2 separate regions of the Mus musculus genome follow, and region 2 is linked to region 1. A link is a loop called in an ENCODE intact Hi-C map of the cell type or tissue named here. Cell type or tissue: left cerebral cortex. All regions are shown on one strand. Each heading gives the region's core, and the rest is flanking DNA. Links, peaks and the distances in the headings are about the cores only.

The links. A loop is a pair of places that touch in the nucleus more often than their neighbours do. Peaks named below come from ENCODE experiments on the same cell type or tissue, not always from the same donor. Only the 100,000 strongest peaks of a DNase experiment are listed, where the experiment ranks them.
Region 2: a loop joins it to region 1, with 11 times the contacts of the local background. A loop is called at or near these places in 4 of 42 quality-filtered maps.

What each region holds. Positions count from the first base shown.
Region 1 is chr2:149,870,167-149,877,878 of GRCm38, forward strand. The region is part of intron 1 of Syndig1 (synapse differentiation inducing 1); the gene reads left to right. Among named protein-coding and RNA genes, the nearest start is that of Syndig1, 43 kb to the left of the region's middle. In left cerebral cortex, for the core only: a CTCF peak has its summit at 3,545; DNase peaks (open chromatin) are centred at 2,491 and 3,421; H3K27ac peaks cover 2,106 bases.
Region 2 is chr2:149,764,079-149,771,790 of GRCm38, forward strand. The region is part of intron 1 of Gm14133 (predicted gene 14133); the gene reads right to left. Among named protein-coding and RNA genes, the nearest start is that of Gm14133, 31 kb to the right of the region's middle. In left cerebral cortex, for the core only: no CTCF peak of the experiment used is centred there; DNase peaks (open chromatin) are centred at 4,149 and 4,655; H3K27ac peaks cover 233 bases.

The sequences.
Region 1 (7,712 bases), core at 1,011-6,010:
TGGGTGGATGCACATATTAGAAAGGAGCCCCCTTAACTCATGGTAACCTGGAGGGAAGGAGGAAAGAGAAGACTGTATTTGAATAACCTCTGCAAAGATACCCCTATAGTAACCTAACTTGGTCCCCACAGGCTACTTCTTAAAGTCTGACCACCTCCTGGAAGCCCTGTGCTGAAGGCCAAGCCTTCGAGACATGGGCATTGGGGAACTTTTAAAATGAAAACTGTGAAATAGACACTTCTTTTTCTCATGTCTTACCTTATGTGTGTCAGCTGTCACAGACCATGAAAGCAAAAGCATTGTCCTTTCTAATGAAGTGGCACCCTTCCATGCCTGGCTCAGAGAACAGAACAACAGAAAAGCTCCTTTAAAGCTTAACTTGTAAATGCTGAAATCTCTGTAGTGTCTACTTGGCTGTCAGAGAATCCTCCTGATGAGGAAGAGGGCTGAAGAATGTGTGGATTATACTCCATACCTGTGCAGGAGATCCATTTCCTATTAAGCAAAAACAGATTGCATTCCTGATATGACTTTAACAACCACAGTGCCTGCTACTCCAAGGGAGCCCGAGGGAAATGTTTCTTAATTAGTGAAGAAAAATTGAAAGTGGAAGCAAGAAAACATACTCGCTCTGCCACACACACACACACACACACACACACACACACAGGCACAATGAAAAAAGGTGAGATTTCCTCAAGCTGACACACATACTAAAATAATTAGAAGCTTTTAGGAAAAGAAATCTCTTTATGTTTCTAACTATGACAACAGTGAATTTGCATATTTCATCTATTTATGTATACCATAGTTTATTTTATACCTTATATCTCAGAATTGCTTTTCTTGGAACACTGTATTTCCATATACATTGAAGTGCTTGAAAATGGGTGTTTTATTGGGACTTAGAATGTTGTGCCTTGGATCCTGTAGAGGATCATGAGCCCAGGGGTCATGGTTGGGTCAATGCAAAGAGATGGTACATATGAAGGTGCAGAAAAGCAGAACTATTGCACATTTTATCTCTACTTCATTGGATCTCTATGCCAGACTTCACATTTATCTCAGGTCACAAGTAGTGAGCTGTATTTCTAATGGGAAGTCATGCAGAGCAGAGATCTGAAAGGAGACTATGAGAAAGAATGGTTGGATTCCCCTTCAGCTTTTTGTCTCTAGTTACTCAACCATAAGCAACTGAATTTACGTCGCTGAACCCCAGATCCTTCCTTGAAAATCATGATGGTGATAACAATGTACACTCTACAGAATGGTGGTGACATACTCAGTTGAATGTGGCTTGTCTGGTGTATCTTTGAGATCATACATCCATCAATCCATACCTATCTTATAAAATTAGTAGAAGATTCTCTGGTGTTTCATCCAAGAGAGTTTTATGAACTAGAATAAATAAAGCTGATAGTTCAGGTGTGAATTATAGACACTCACTTTTGTCATTCCAGAGCATCTTGCCACTAGTGATCAGGGCTTTCTACCTGAAGCTTATTTTCATTGGAAGACTTGTTTTCAGTTCATACTGGTGAGCTATCAGGATTAGAGAGAAAAAGTCCTAGGGATAATTTCTATCAACAATTGGCAGGAATGTGGTAAACAGGTGCCCAACTCTTACACTTCAATGGAATTCCCGAGTGTTTGTTCTGTGTTGTCTTCTAGACTCCCCACTGTCTCCAGCTTCCTGCAGAACCTGACTGAATGGCATTTCCCCTGAACTTCACACCTTATCTACAGCTACCTGCCCCTCTTTCTGAAACTACTTCCTAAATAAAGAACAGTCAGCCCTGTAGGATCTCTATCTTCAAACATTCTGAACCAATCATTGACTCAAAAACATTTAGAAGATAACTGTCTGTATGTAGTAAGCATATATAATGACTTTCCCCTTGTCATTATTCCCTAAACTATAGAAGAGTGTAACACCTTCTTACATAATAGTTATATTAATCATATATCATGACTAAGCTAGAGATGATTTCCAGTATATGGGAAGATGTGTCTAGGTCTCATGCCGATACTGACTTGGCCATCCACTGTCTCTGAAGGTGCTGGAATCAGCTATTGGAAAGCTGAGGAATGGCAGTGTCTACACTAAAGCCCTCTCAGGCCAGCCCCAGGGTAGATGAGGGATGACTATCCATGCCCCAGCTTTCCTTTTATGGGAAGCTATGGCAACGCCAAAGCATGGGGATTGTAGCATTGCTGAGAAGGTGCTCTGTTGGGTACCATCACTTCTTATCAGCAAATGAATTTGTCCCAGGAGAAGCATAACCTGGATGTGGCACAAGGAAGGCAATGCACTTGGGAAGTGGCTTTGCTTCTGTGGGGCTCAGGCTGCTCTGATTTGGGATGAATCACAGTGTTCAGTGAAGGCAGGCTTCTCTGGGTATTCCATAGTGAATCTTCCCCTGCACACTCTGCCTGCCAGGGAAGAGCACTGCCCTGAAATAAACGCTCTCTCAAACTGGAAAACTATTTTAGTGACTTTTAAGAATAAACGTCATTCTTTGAACATCCCGTTGACATCTTTCTTAGGAACATGCAGATCTACTTTCTGGACCAAATGCATATCCTCCATGGTACTTGGCCATCTGGCTTCTGGTTAGCAGGTGTGCAAGCCTGAGGGTGTAGAGGTTTTCTTCTTCATTAGAGAGAATGGAACGTAAGAATGGAAAGGGCCAATGGAAAGTTGTGAATGTTGAATTGTAAGGGTTTGTTCAGAGGCATAGCTCTGGGTGTATGGAAAACACATTCGGGGGATTTTCTGCTTATTTTGACATTTGTCCCACTTTAAACTTAGACAAGATCAGATCTTCAGAAGGAAGGAACTTCTATTAAGTTATATATGATAATCATTCAGGATAATACTCTCATAATTGAGCCTGACAGCACACATGACTGGTTAGATTCAGCATGAGGGCTCATAAGTTTTGTCTTTAACTGAGGCAGGTGAGTGGACAAACCTCATCATTTCTTCTTGCCTGCCCTTTCCTGATGACCATCGTGACAGGCTGGTTTTATTATATTTCTGGCAGGGGCAGCATGCCAGTGAACAGAGAAAAGGCTGGGGAAGGGGTTGCTTCTGTCTGGTACTTGTCACACGGAGAACAACAGATGTAGAAATATGACAAGATGCACAGATGATGCTAAAAAGGTAGATGGAAAACATCATGGAAAAATGAGATTAAACCAAAGGGAGGTCAGTATCCCAAATATATACTCTGATGTCCAAGGCTGGCTGTGAGCTCAGCAGCAGCAGCAGTGCTGGGAGACAATCAGTAGCATGACTCATGGTGTCCAAGTGGTAAAAATAGACCAGAGACTCATGAGGAGAGCATCTCCTTCTGCTCTTGATATGAGGTGCAATGAGCACCATCCCCAGAAACACCCACTGGAGGTGCCTCCCAACCCACGCACTCCAGGCTCCCTCCTGCTGCACGGCTTCTCTATGGCTCTTATCCATGTCTCTCCTTGCTAAATTCACCATCCGCCTCCAAACTTTGGATGGAGTGCAAGCTTTACACAGATAGGGGCTGCTCCATCTGGATCTCTGGTGACCCTAGAAAAGCACATATCTAAGAAGTTACTAGGCTGGTGGAATTTCTCAAAAGCCATTCCTTGCAAAATGGATCTACATAATGCATAGAGAGTGGCTTACACCCTGAGCTGTTCTTCCATTGCAGTCTGGGTAGCTTGTTTTAGCACCTTATAGATTGTAATCTAGGGAGCAAATGCAGGTGGAACATTAATAAAGGGACTAAATCACTGACAGGCTTTTTTAAAACGAGACATTGGTAGCTGGGTGTGGCAGTACTTGTCTTTAATCCCAACACTTAGGAAGCAGAGGCAGGCAGTTCTTTGTGAGGTCAAGGCCAGCCTGGTCTACATAATGAGTTCCAGGATAGGCAGGGCTACAGGACTCCACTTAAAACTTAAGAAAAGGTTCAGACATTCAAACTATGCTCTCCACCCCAGCAATGGGTTTCTGTATCTAAGGCTGTGAGCTTCATAAGGCCTGAGTCGTGGAGCTTTATTATCCCTGTGGTGAAAGGGACAAGCTGTTAGCATTAAGTTCTTTTGAAAATGGAACAGCATACATACTTTCAGGCCTTTGCTTTGTGAAAAATAATTCTTCAGAAAATGTCAAAGTGGTCAGGCATAATGACCTATGCCTGCAGTCACAGCTACATGGAACATTGTGGAGCTCTTGAACCCAAGAGACTGAAAGTCACCTGGATGACAACAAGACCCTTCTATGTTCCCAAAGTGAAAGAGGGACAGTGATGTTGGAAAATAGTAGTCTGGGACCTGCAAAGAGTTTGATTAAAAAATATGCATGGGTTGGTGAAGGAGGGTAACATAAACCATGGTAGCGCCTTTGGTATGTACTTCAGGCACAATGCCACTGCGGAAATTAATTCAGGAGTGACACACAGTCAATTCTATTTCTAAAAGACCTTTGAGGTTGTTGCCCAAAGCAAGCATGTAAGCAGGATGGTGCTTGTGATGGGGACCTGGAAGAGGGTCTGGTTGTGTGGTGGTGGTATCCTGATCATAAACCCTAGGCTTCAGAGAGATGAAGTATGGAAGAATTTGAAATCTCTCATGTAAAAGAAGGGTATAGGTCTGTAGGGCAACCTTGCTGGAACAAGATAACCATAAGCAACTGCAGCCATGGCCCATGGGTGACATATTTCTGAGAAATTAAGCAGAGTGAGGCATGGGGAGACTTCTTTTGGTTCTTTGATGTCTAGACTCCCTGCAGTGGGAGGAGAGAAGAGAATCAGGAATGCATCTGTTAGTCCTCACCCCTCACCTGCCCCAAACAACATCACCCCAGCAGTTCAATTTGGGGTGGATGCCAGGAATTCACGTAGAATTCTTAGATGTCTAATTTGTATATTAGTACAACTATCACATTTTAATGAAATTTAAGTGAAACATGATCATAAGGAACCTTCTGTCTCAACTACTCTCCTGCTGCCATAAAATACTCAGATAAAAACATCTTAAGGGAGAAAGGGTTGTTTTGACTCATGGTGCCATGTCCCTTATGGCATGGAAAGGATGCAGGAAGAGCTTGAAGCAGCTGGTTCCATTGCATCAGCCAGCAAGAGGCAAAGAAGATAAACGTGTATGCTTAGCTTGCTTTTTCCTTTATATCCAGTCCAAGATTCCAACCTATAAAGGGATCCCAGTCACATTTAAGGTGATTTTCCCCACTTCAGTTAATCTCATCTAAAGAATCCTTCACTTGCTTGCCCAGAGGCTTGCCTTCTAGGTGGTTCTGGATCTTGTCCCATTGACAGTTACTATTAACCATCACTCTGTGTATATATTTGTTGATTCAGGACTGACTCTTCAAGTCTGCCCCAGGTGTTTGTGCTGTCTGGGTGTTTTCCAGAGCTCTTCTAAAGGGACTGGCCCTAGACATCAGGCCATGAGGCCTGGGATCACTTCAAAAGATCGAAGACCCAAGCCGGGTGTGGTGGCGCACGCCTTTAATCCCAGCACTCGGGGAGGCAGAGGCAGGTGGATTTCTGAGTTCGAGGCCAGCCTATTCTACAAAGTGAGTTCCAGGACAGCCAGGACTATACGGAGAAACCCTGTCTCGAAAAACCAAAAACCAAAAAACAAAAACAAAAACAAAAACAAAAAAAGATTGAAGGTCCAAATGTTGGTAAGCCTCTAAGTAACAAGCTAGACTTCACCACTGTAGCACCTGAAGCAACATATTAAATATTTTCTGGATAGTAACATGTCAGCTAAAGAGTGGGGACACTTAACTGCCTCCCTCTCCCTATTCTATGAAATCCTCTGGTCCTATAGTAAGTGTAGGTCACCTGTATCTCAGTATTGCTGATGGGAGGTCCTTTACACACAACATGGTCCAGAATGACAGATCTGAAAGAGATGGCTTGAATTATTTTATGTGTTGACCCCAACAGTACGATACTTTCCAAATCTTGGCCCTGGATTATACCAAGGGCCTGAATTGGTGCTACAAGGTTCTATAAAGAGCTCCTGGGAGAAAATTTCATTTAAGTCAGCACATCTGTATCTGGAAGCCACACTGTTGTGCTGATGCAGGCATCTGTTATCCCAGGCTTTCAAAGCCTTAGTGAGTTGTAGGGCAAAAAGCCTGTAAAATAAAACTATATGTTTTATACTCCTAGAACTCTTCCTCCATGCCAAGAACCAAACCCAGAGTCTTGCCTGCTAGGCAAGAACTCTGCCACTGAGCTATAGCTTCAAATCTTAGTACATTGAGATAAAAATCTGTGTATGAAGCCCTGGCTGGTCTCAAACCTACTATGTAGCCAAATCTGGCCTTTAGCATTCAGTCTTCCTGCCTCAGCCTCCCTCAGAATTATAGTTTGTGCCACCACACCCAGTGAGCATAGGATAAAGTTAGACTTTTAAAATATGCCAAGTGTTCACACCCCTAGAAAGAGAAAACACTAAGTACCACGGCATGCTCATGTGGTAAGGAAACTATGCCAGATGCAGAAGAACTCCCTCTGAGAGGTAGAGCCCTCAACTGTTTTCTTCCTTGAGGCCACCAGAGTCAAGGTGGTCAGTATATTGTCACTTATATTTTCCTCATGGAAACTGAAGCATTTGCTTCCAATTAGCTTTCTGAAATTCTTCTTAAGAGAAAGAATCTGCTGTGCTCTGGGAGATTGGGTTGTTAGCCTTGTCTTACACTGTGGGATAAAGAAACTATGTGGAAGGAGGATTTGGCTAGGGTACCCATGAGTTTAGCCCTCCTAATAGCCACCCTAAATCAAGCATCTCAGTGCATGTAGTGTGCTGAGAGGTGATTCCAAGAAGCCATATAAGGGAGGTGAGGAACACAAGAGAACAGTCAGCTTACAATTCATTGCTTAGAGCCACCGTCATGTCTTTTTGGAGCCCAGGGAGACAAGGAAAAGCTCCTCAGAGTGACTCTGCCTAGTGATTGGTGACATAGTTCATAGTTCTCTCAAACCATTGGGACCATATCACTCCTAGGACATGGATACCATGACCTAACAAGCCTATAAGCTTCAATTATATTAGAGAAGAATCAGTGTGCCTCTGTAAAACACTTCAGCATCTCAGGGACCTTCAGCATTTGCAGCCCTGGAGATTTCCGAACATTTTCTGATACATCTTTATTGCGCTGTGGTTTCTGAAGATAGATCAAATGAGACTGAACAGTATTTTGCCCCTGGCTGCTGTGGTTGAAGCCATATAAAGCACACCATGGAGCCTCTTATGTCTAAATAAATCTCTTTTTCCAGATTATTCATCAATAGCCTCGGTTTAGCCATAGTTAGATTCTATAAGCAGGCAGCTCATCTACAAGAGGAGCTCCTGAGACTTGGAAAACACAACATGGTGTCCAACAAATGCACGTATGATCCACTCCTACAGGACGCAACATCAGTGGGTGTAGGTAGTCACCCAAGCATACCCTGCATTCCTGATAGATCAAGTGCCTACACCTCCCCACAGTGTACAACATGATCCTAAAGAGAAAGCCATAAGGAAGAACAGTGAAAGAGGGATAGAACATAGAGAAGAGGGTAAAAAGATTAAGAAAGCCATACTAACAATGTGAAGACTAAGGCAAGTAGGAATTTGATACTGAATGGAAAAATAGTCAAATTCCCTGTAATTTAAATGCTCCGATGAATAAAGAGGTAAGTAAAATA
Region 2 (7,712 bases), core at 1,722-6,721, 110 kb before region 1:
GAGAAAGATCGGGTGAGCCATAATAGTTTACATTCCCTTTGCAGCAGTCAAGTGCAATGAACCCATTCAACAACTGGAAATAGAGAGGATAAAGAGCTGAACAGTGAGAAATAGAAGCAAGTTGGAAAAAAACCTCAGGATTGGAATGAGATGAGATATAATACCACTTCCTATTTGATCTTGGATGCATTTTCTAATCTCCCCAAACTTTAGTTTTGTCATCCTTCAAATGGCTGTAGCTGACAATGTTGTAATTCACAAGTCTAGCTTCCTGTCATTTTCCCTATCTCTGCTGTAGGTATGCTGAGTCAAGGGACTAACTACTGGGAAGTCATTAAGTACCACTCTAACTCTGACTGCCAGCTACTTTTCAGTATCTACACTTGCTCTTGTCACCACAGTGAATGTATCTATCATAAGTATTTATTGAAAAACAAACTTTCTCAAACTCAATGGCAGGTTTTTAAAAATCAATCATGTCTAAAGATTCCCCTCATCCCCCTATATCCCCATAGCTGTAAATTTCCATTCATTCTCCTGACCCTCTGGCCCTCGCTCCTGTCTCTTCCCATGCCTGATCCTGACTGCTCCCCTTTTTCCCCTCCCTTTCTCCTCTCCCACCCAGTTCCCTCCCTTTCTCCTCTCCCACCCAGTTCCCTCCCTTTCTCTGAACCATGATTAATTTATTTTCTGTTCTAAGTGAGTTTCAAGTATTCTCACTTGGGTCTTTCTTCTTGTTTAGCTTATTTGGGTCTATGGAGTGTATCATGTCTACCTTGTACTTAATGGCTAATATCCACTTACAAGTGAGTATATACCATGCATGTCTTTTTGGGGTTGGGTTACCTCACTCAGAATGATATTTTCAAGTTCCATCCACTGGACAGCAAGATTCGCAGTGTCCTTAATTTTAATAGCTGAATAGTATTCCACTGTGTAAATGAACCACATTTTTTGTATTCATTCTTCAGTTGAAGGGCATCTGGGTTATTCCCAGTTTCTGGCTATTACAAATAAATATATACATATATATGACAGTTGCTGTACAATTCAATTCATATAAAAATTAATTTGTGTCGTTGAAGTCAAAGTGGCATCCTTTATTCTAGAATCAAAAATAATAATAATAATAAATGTTGGTAGGATATGATTTGTCATATTTAGCAATTTATGTTTAACCACAAACTTGATACTCTCTTCTTAAAGGTAAATCAATAGAGCTGTGATAGAAAATCCAGAAAGGGTAAACTTTGGGTACACAAGACAAGTCCATACTTTTCCAGAAAGAGACTGTTTTGTCATTCTTTCTTTACAATGTAGTCAATTTTACAATGTGAGGAAATTCTTGAGGGATTTATTCTCTTGATTTAAGAACTGACCATATAGATACAATTTGTTTTCTAATAATTCCTCAAGCTTCACACTTTTGTTCTGTGTGCATTCTGTTTCTATAGGCTACTTAGCAATGGAATGTTTAGAAATATGCATGTGGATCATTTTGGTAAAAATTGTAGTAAGTGTGTGTACATATTGGTATAAATAATGTGCGACATAGATAGTGGGCCTGGGCCACTGTTGGGCAATGGGTCAACAGTCAAGAGCACTTACTGCTCTTGCAAAGAACTCAAGATGATTTCCCAGCACCTACATGTTGATGCACAACTATCTATAATTCTATTCCCAGAGGATACAAGGCCCTCTCTGGCCATCAAGGACACCAGGCACTCACAGAATATACAGACATAAATGCAAGCAAAATACCCATAAAATAAAAATAAAAAAATCTGTGAAATGCAGTATGAAAATATTACTAAGGCATTTATATGTAAATTAATACCTAAGAATTTAATAGTCATGTTTTTCAATGTAAAACCCTAGAAATAAATCTCTAGAACATGAAAAGATTCACAGAGATAAACCATCTTTTCTTTTACTAATAGAAAGCTTGCTGACAACTAGACTGAGCTCAAACTTCCCCTGCCTTTCCCCATGCCGGCAGATAGCAGCTCCTTTTTCCACAACAGAGCAGGAGAGACAGTTAATCATCGTGAACTTTAGAAACCAGGGTGAGTTGAAAGATTAGAGGGCAGGTCAAATCCCAGTTTCTGTTCTTCTTTTGAAAGACAGAGTTTTGTTTGAATTTGACTTTTGCAGTTTTGTGATGAGCTGCAATACTTTACTTGGACTGCAAGTGGGAAAGTCATCAATAAGGCACACTATGATATATTGCTGAACTTCCAAAAGGGTGAAAGCAAAAACATCGTGACTCTATATAGAACAGTCACATGGGTTGGGGTTCTGGAAAACTCCAGGAAAGGATTCCTGGAGAATTAAACAATCTTGATACATTCAGTTTGAGAATATTCAATGGTGGGTTGTAAATAAATCATCAAGAATGAGTATATGAAACCTCTCTGGAAATCAGTCTGGTGGTTCCTCAGAAAATTGGACATAGTATTAACTGAGGACCCAGCTATACCACTTCTGGGCATATACCCAAAAGGTGGTCTAACATATGACAAGTAGACATGCTCCACTATGTTCATAGCTGCCTTATTTATAAGAGCCAGAAGTTGGAAAGAACCCAGATGTCCTTCAACAGAGGAATGGATATAGAAAATGTGGAACATTTACATAATGGAGTACTATGCAGCTATTAAAAACAATGACTTCATGAAATCCTTAGGCCAATGGATGGAACTAGAAAATATCATGCTAAGTGTGGTAACCTGATCACAAAAGAACACACATAGTATGCACTCACTGATAAATGGATATTAGCCCAAAAGCTCAAAACACCCAAAATACAGTTCACAGACCATATGAAGCTCAAGAAGAAGGAAGACCAATGTGTGGATACTTTAGTTCTTCTTAGAAAGGGGAACAAAATATTCATGGGAGCAAATATGGAGACAAAGTGTGGAGCAGAGCCTGAAGCAAAGACCATCCAGAGACTGCCCCATCTGGGGATCTATCCCATAAATAGGCACCAAAGCCAGATACTACTGTGGAAACCAAGAAGTGCTTGCTGACAGGAGCCTGACATAGCTGTGTCCTGAGAGACTCTGCCAGAGTGTGACAAATACAGAAGCTGATGCTCACAGCCAACTATTGGACTGACTATGAGTTCCCCAGTGGAGGAGTTAGAGAAAGGATTGAAGGAGCTGGAGGGGTTTGTAACCCCATAGGAGAAACAACAATATGAACCAACCAGACCCCCCAGAACTCCCAGGGACTAAGCCACCAACCAAACACTACACATGGAGCGACCCATGGCTCCAGCCTCAAATGTAGCAGAGGGTGACTTTGTCAGACATCAATGGGAGGAGAGGCCCTTGGTCCTATAGAGGCTTGGTGTCCCAGGGTAAAGGAATGCCAGGACAGGGAAGCATAAGTGGGTAGATGGGTGGGGGAACACCCTCATAGAAGCAGGGGGAGGAGGTATAGGATAGAGGGGGTTTCTGGAGGGGAAACTAGAAAAGAAGATAACATTTGAAATGTAAATAAAGAAAATATCTAATAAAAATAAATCAATCAATAAATATTATTTTAAAAAATTGGTTTACAAGTCAAAAAAAGAATAAACATATTACACATTTGACTACTTTTTAAGAACAGTTGGGTTCTAGCACTGCTGTAAATATGTAATCTGGCTCTTCTACAAATCCCCATGTAATAATGGCTGTCCTTTTTCAATGTTTGACTTATTCCTTCATGAAAATTATCCTCATTTTGTCTTAATTGCAAGGTTTCTATAATCAATCCTTTCTTTCTTCTTTCCTTCCTTCCTTTCTTTCCTCCTTTGTGGTCTATGACAGCAATAAATGTTCTTTAACCAGTTTCACCTCTTTTTAACCATGAAACAATGACATTACAAAACCTGCCATAGACTGGTACCTTGACACACATTGCTTTCAACATGGCCCTCAAACATGACTGAACAACCTCCTGAGTCTCAGCTTCAATCCAATTTTCTCTTGGTCTAACTTTTCTTCAAAGACATATGAGAAGGATCTAGAGTGAGAAGTTTATTTGGAGATATCCTAGAAAGGCAGACAAGGGGGAAGACAAAGTGAAGGGAAGCAGAGACTTTAAAGCCAAGAGACAAGATGGTATGAGTCATGATGAAGACAACTGAGGTCCAACCCACTGGGAACCTTCTGTGAGGTCCTCTGAATGTTCTGTCTGAAGGACAAAAGTCTGGGATATTTACCAGTGACTCATCTGCTGCTGATTGGGGGTGTATTAGACCATTGGCATTCCTAGAATGCCCTGTGGGGAGGTGAGCATCCTGACACAGGGCTGGATGATCCCCTAGGACGTGGCCTACTGTGGTGCAGGTATGAGAAAGGTGCTTCTCTTTTTCATTGGAGCTGAGATCTGCTGTTACTTAAAGACAACTCAGAGCATTGGCTATTGGTGGGGGTAGAGAGGTCCCACAAGAGCATAAACAGAGATAACATCAACATCTAGCCACATCCAACTGTGCACAGCTTGGAGTAGAAAACACCCATTGAAGCTACTGGAGCCATCTGGTGAAGAAAATGCCTCACACTCACACATCCCACTGAATGAACCAAATTACTCCAGAACAAATAAAGAAAGCTGGCATACTGTCTCCCAAGCCTTTACTTGTCATATATATATTTGCTCAGAAAGCATCTGCACCCCAGACAGCACCCACACTTACTTCTCATCCTAGTTAGCAACATTCGCACCACACCCAGAGCTTGCCATAACAGTGCCAGAAAGCAGCAGCCTCCCTCACTCCTCCGTGTCACAGGCAACAAAATGGAATTCTGCCCTAAGCTGCACTCACTGGGGCTGAAAATATTTTTTTAATGCCAAAAATTAATTTGAACACTTTTCAATGTTCATCATAAGGGATTTTCATCTTGATTTTAAAACTAGAATATTCATGGGTGTTGGCAACTCCACTTGGCTGTTTTATTCATTCTTTGACATTGAAATGTTAACTGTTTTGGAGAATAAACTCATACCTAAGAAAACCAAACTACTTCTATTAAAATAAAACTCTTTGGGAATGACTGAGCAGAAGCAGATGTGATGGGCAGTGCTGACTCCATCCACTGGCAAAGGGAAGATCCCCAACCCAAAATACAAGAGCTCCTTGGTAAGATCCAAGAGGGGGCAGGGGAGGAGAGAGGGAGAGAGGAAAAGGGAGAGAGAAGGAGAGAAAGGGAGAGAGGGAGAGAGAGGGGGAGAAAGAGGGAGAGAGGGAGAGAGAGAGGGAGAGAAGCCAGAGTGAGGTCTGGCTATGAGTCAGCTGCACACCTTCCTGGAGCATGAGTGGTCCAGACAGAATGCACCATGCACCTTGGAAGAGGCACATAGGAACCACCTTGAAAATACAGTTCAGTTTCTGTTATCCATGTGATGGTATTTCCAGACCCCAGCATCTAGCCCCAAAATACTACTCTGTGTTGTAAGGCCCTGTCCCTTAACCACCCACCTGGATCTAGATCTACTTTGGCTCATGTGTTACCCTTGCTCAATAGCTTCAATGCCACTCTCCCAACAGGATACCCTCCAAAGCTTCCAACTTTATTCCTGTAGTCTCTCTGCCAGCTTAGGTTAAAAAAATACTCTCAAATCAGATGTAAGAACAATATAAAAGCCTGTTATGATCTCATAGATTAGTATCAAACTGGTTATCCATCAGTGTCATGTGGGCATCATTTGTTGAGGATAGAGGGAAAGACAAATTCTGTATGCATTGGTGATTTCAACTGTGGTTGCCAAGTAGAACTATTAGGGGCGCTTTAAATATTCCTGATACTAAGAATTAATACCAGGAATATATAAAGAACTCAGAAGTCTATATGAGAAACACTTAAATGCAAATGGTCAATAAATAGGTAAACAATGTTCAACCTCATTAGCCATCAGAGACATGCAAAAGCAAAATACATTGAGCTTCTACCTAACTCCATTGAGAATTTCAGTCATAACGAAACCAAATAAACAGTGCTTGAAGGATCCAGAAAAGGGGAAGGCTTGTACTTACACACTGCTAGTAGGAATATGAACTAGACCAACTGCTACAGAAAATTCTCCAATACCTTCCAAACCTACAATTATGCCCCAGGTTTACTGCTCCTAGATATTTACTCAAAGAGTTCCATCCAGGTCAAAAAGCACAGAGATATTTTCATGTTAATATTTATCACAGCACTATTCACAACAGATTAGTTATAGAAATGATCTAGGTGTTCAAAGTTAGAAGAATAGCATTCAGAGAATGTGGTGTTTTGTTCCATCTTAAATCACAGAGTTATGTCATTTTCAGAAAAATGTATGCAGCTAAAGATAAACATATTAGGCAAATTAAGTCAGCCTCAGAAAGATAAACACCATATTGTCTTCATTTATTTTTCCTAGATTTTATATAGACCCATGTAATGATGTATGAACATTTGACATTGAAAGTACAATTTTAACTGTCTATGGGGGCAGAGAGTACTAAATAGGAAGGGGTTAGGAAAAGGGGATAGCAATATGCATGAGCTATGGAGTAGGATTGAAGTTTGAAGCTCTTTATCCCACAAGTAAACTGTTTTTTTTCCAAAATTCTGTGTGTTCTTTTCATAAATATGGAGAAAATGGAATTTGTTTCATTGAGTGGCAGTAAGAACTGAGTAAAAGGAAACCTGCAATGTTTATGATAAAGTGCCAGACACGTCTGAAGGGTAATTATATTCCTCACAGAAAGGATGCCACTCTCAGGCCCAGCTTCTCTTCATCTCAGGAACAGACCTTCTTGCTGGGTGAACGGACTTATCAGAATCCGTTATGCCCTATGTTTGTTTAATTTGGTGATTATCTAAGTATATTTAAGACATGTCAGGCTAGACAAGAGCAGCTGCTCATAGATGTGATCTGACTAATGATCAGCAGCTAGTACAACACTGCAGTGGTCCTCTACTTTCCTAGACCATCCTATTGATACTACTATATTTAGTAACTGGTCTAGTTTCTCTCTGGTGCTATAATAAATACCTTGACCAAAAACAACTTGGAAAGGAGTTTATTTGACCTTCACTTCAAGGTTTCACTCAATCCTAGAAGAATGTCATGGCAGAAGTTCAAGCAAGAACTATAGAGGAATGTCAATCAGTATCTTATCATCTGACTTGACCTTTGACTTAGCTAGCTTTTTTTTTTTTTTTTTTTTTTTTTTGTCCCAGCGCCACCTACCTACGGATGGAATCATCCATAGTGAGCTGGGCTCTCTAATATAGTTTCTCACAGACAAATCTTACCTGAGCAATTGCTCAAAAGAACTTTTTTCTCCAGAGGTGACTCTACTAGTTTGTGCCAAGTCAAGGATGACAACTAACCAGGTTAGCATTGTAATACACTAAAATTGAACTACTAGGCTTAAGAGATATTTCTGCCTTAACTTCTGGAAGAACTGAAATCAATAATGTTGATCACTGTGCCCCATTATATCTCATCCTAGGCAGGGCTGGCCTCAGAGGGACAAAGATAAATGTAACACTATTTGTTTATGGTTCCAATGATTAATACTGAAGAAGGGGATTCCCTGAAGAGCATCTCCATCTCTCCTTAAGACACTGATTTGATGGTAGCTCTTGCAATCTTTAACTGTATTTAACTGAATTTAGCTGTATTTCCAAGAATATGCAGCTTGTTGTTATTGAGATTCTATAGGGACCTTCCCATGGATC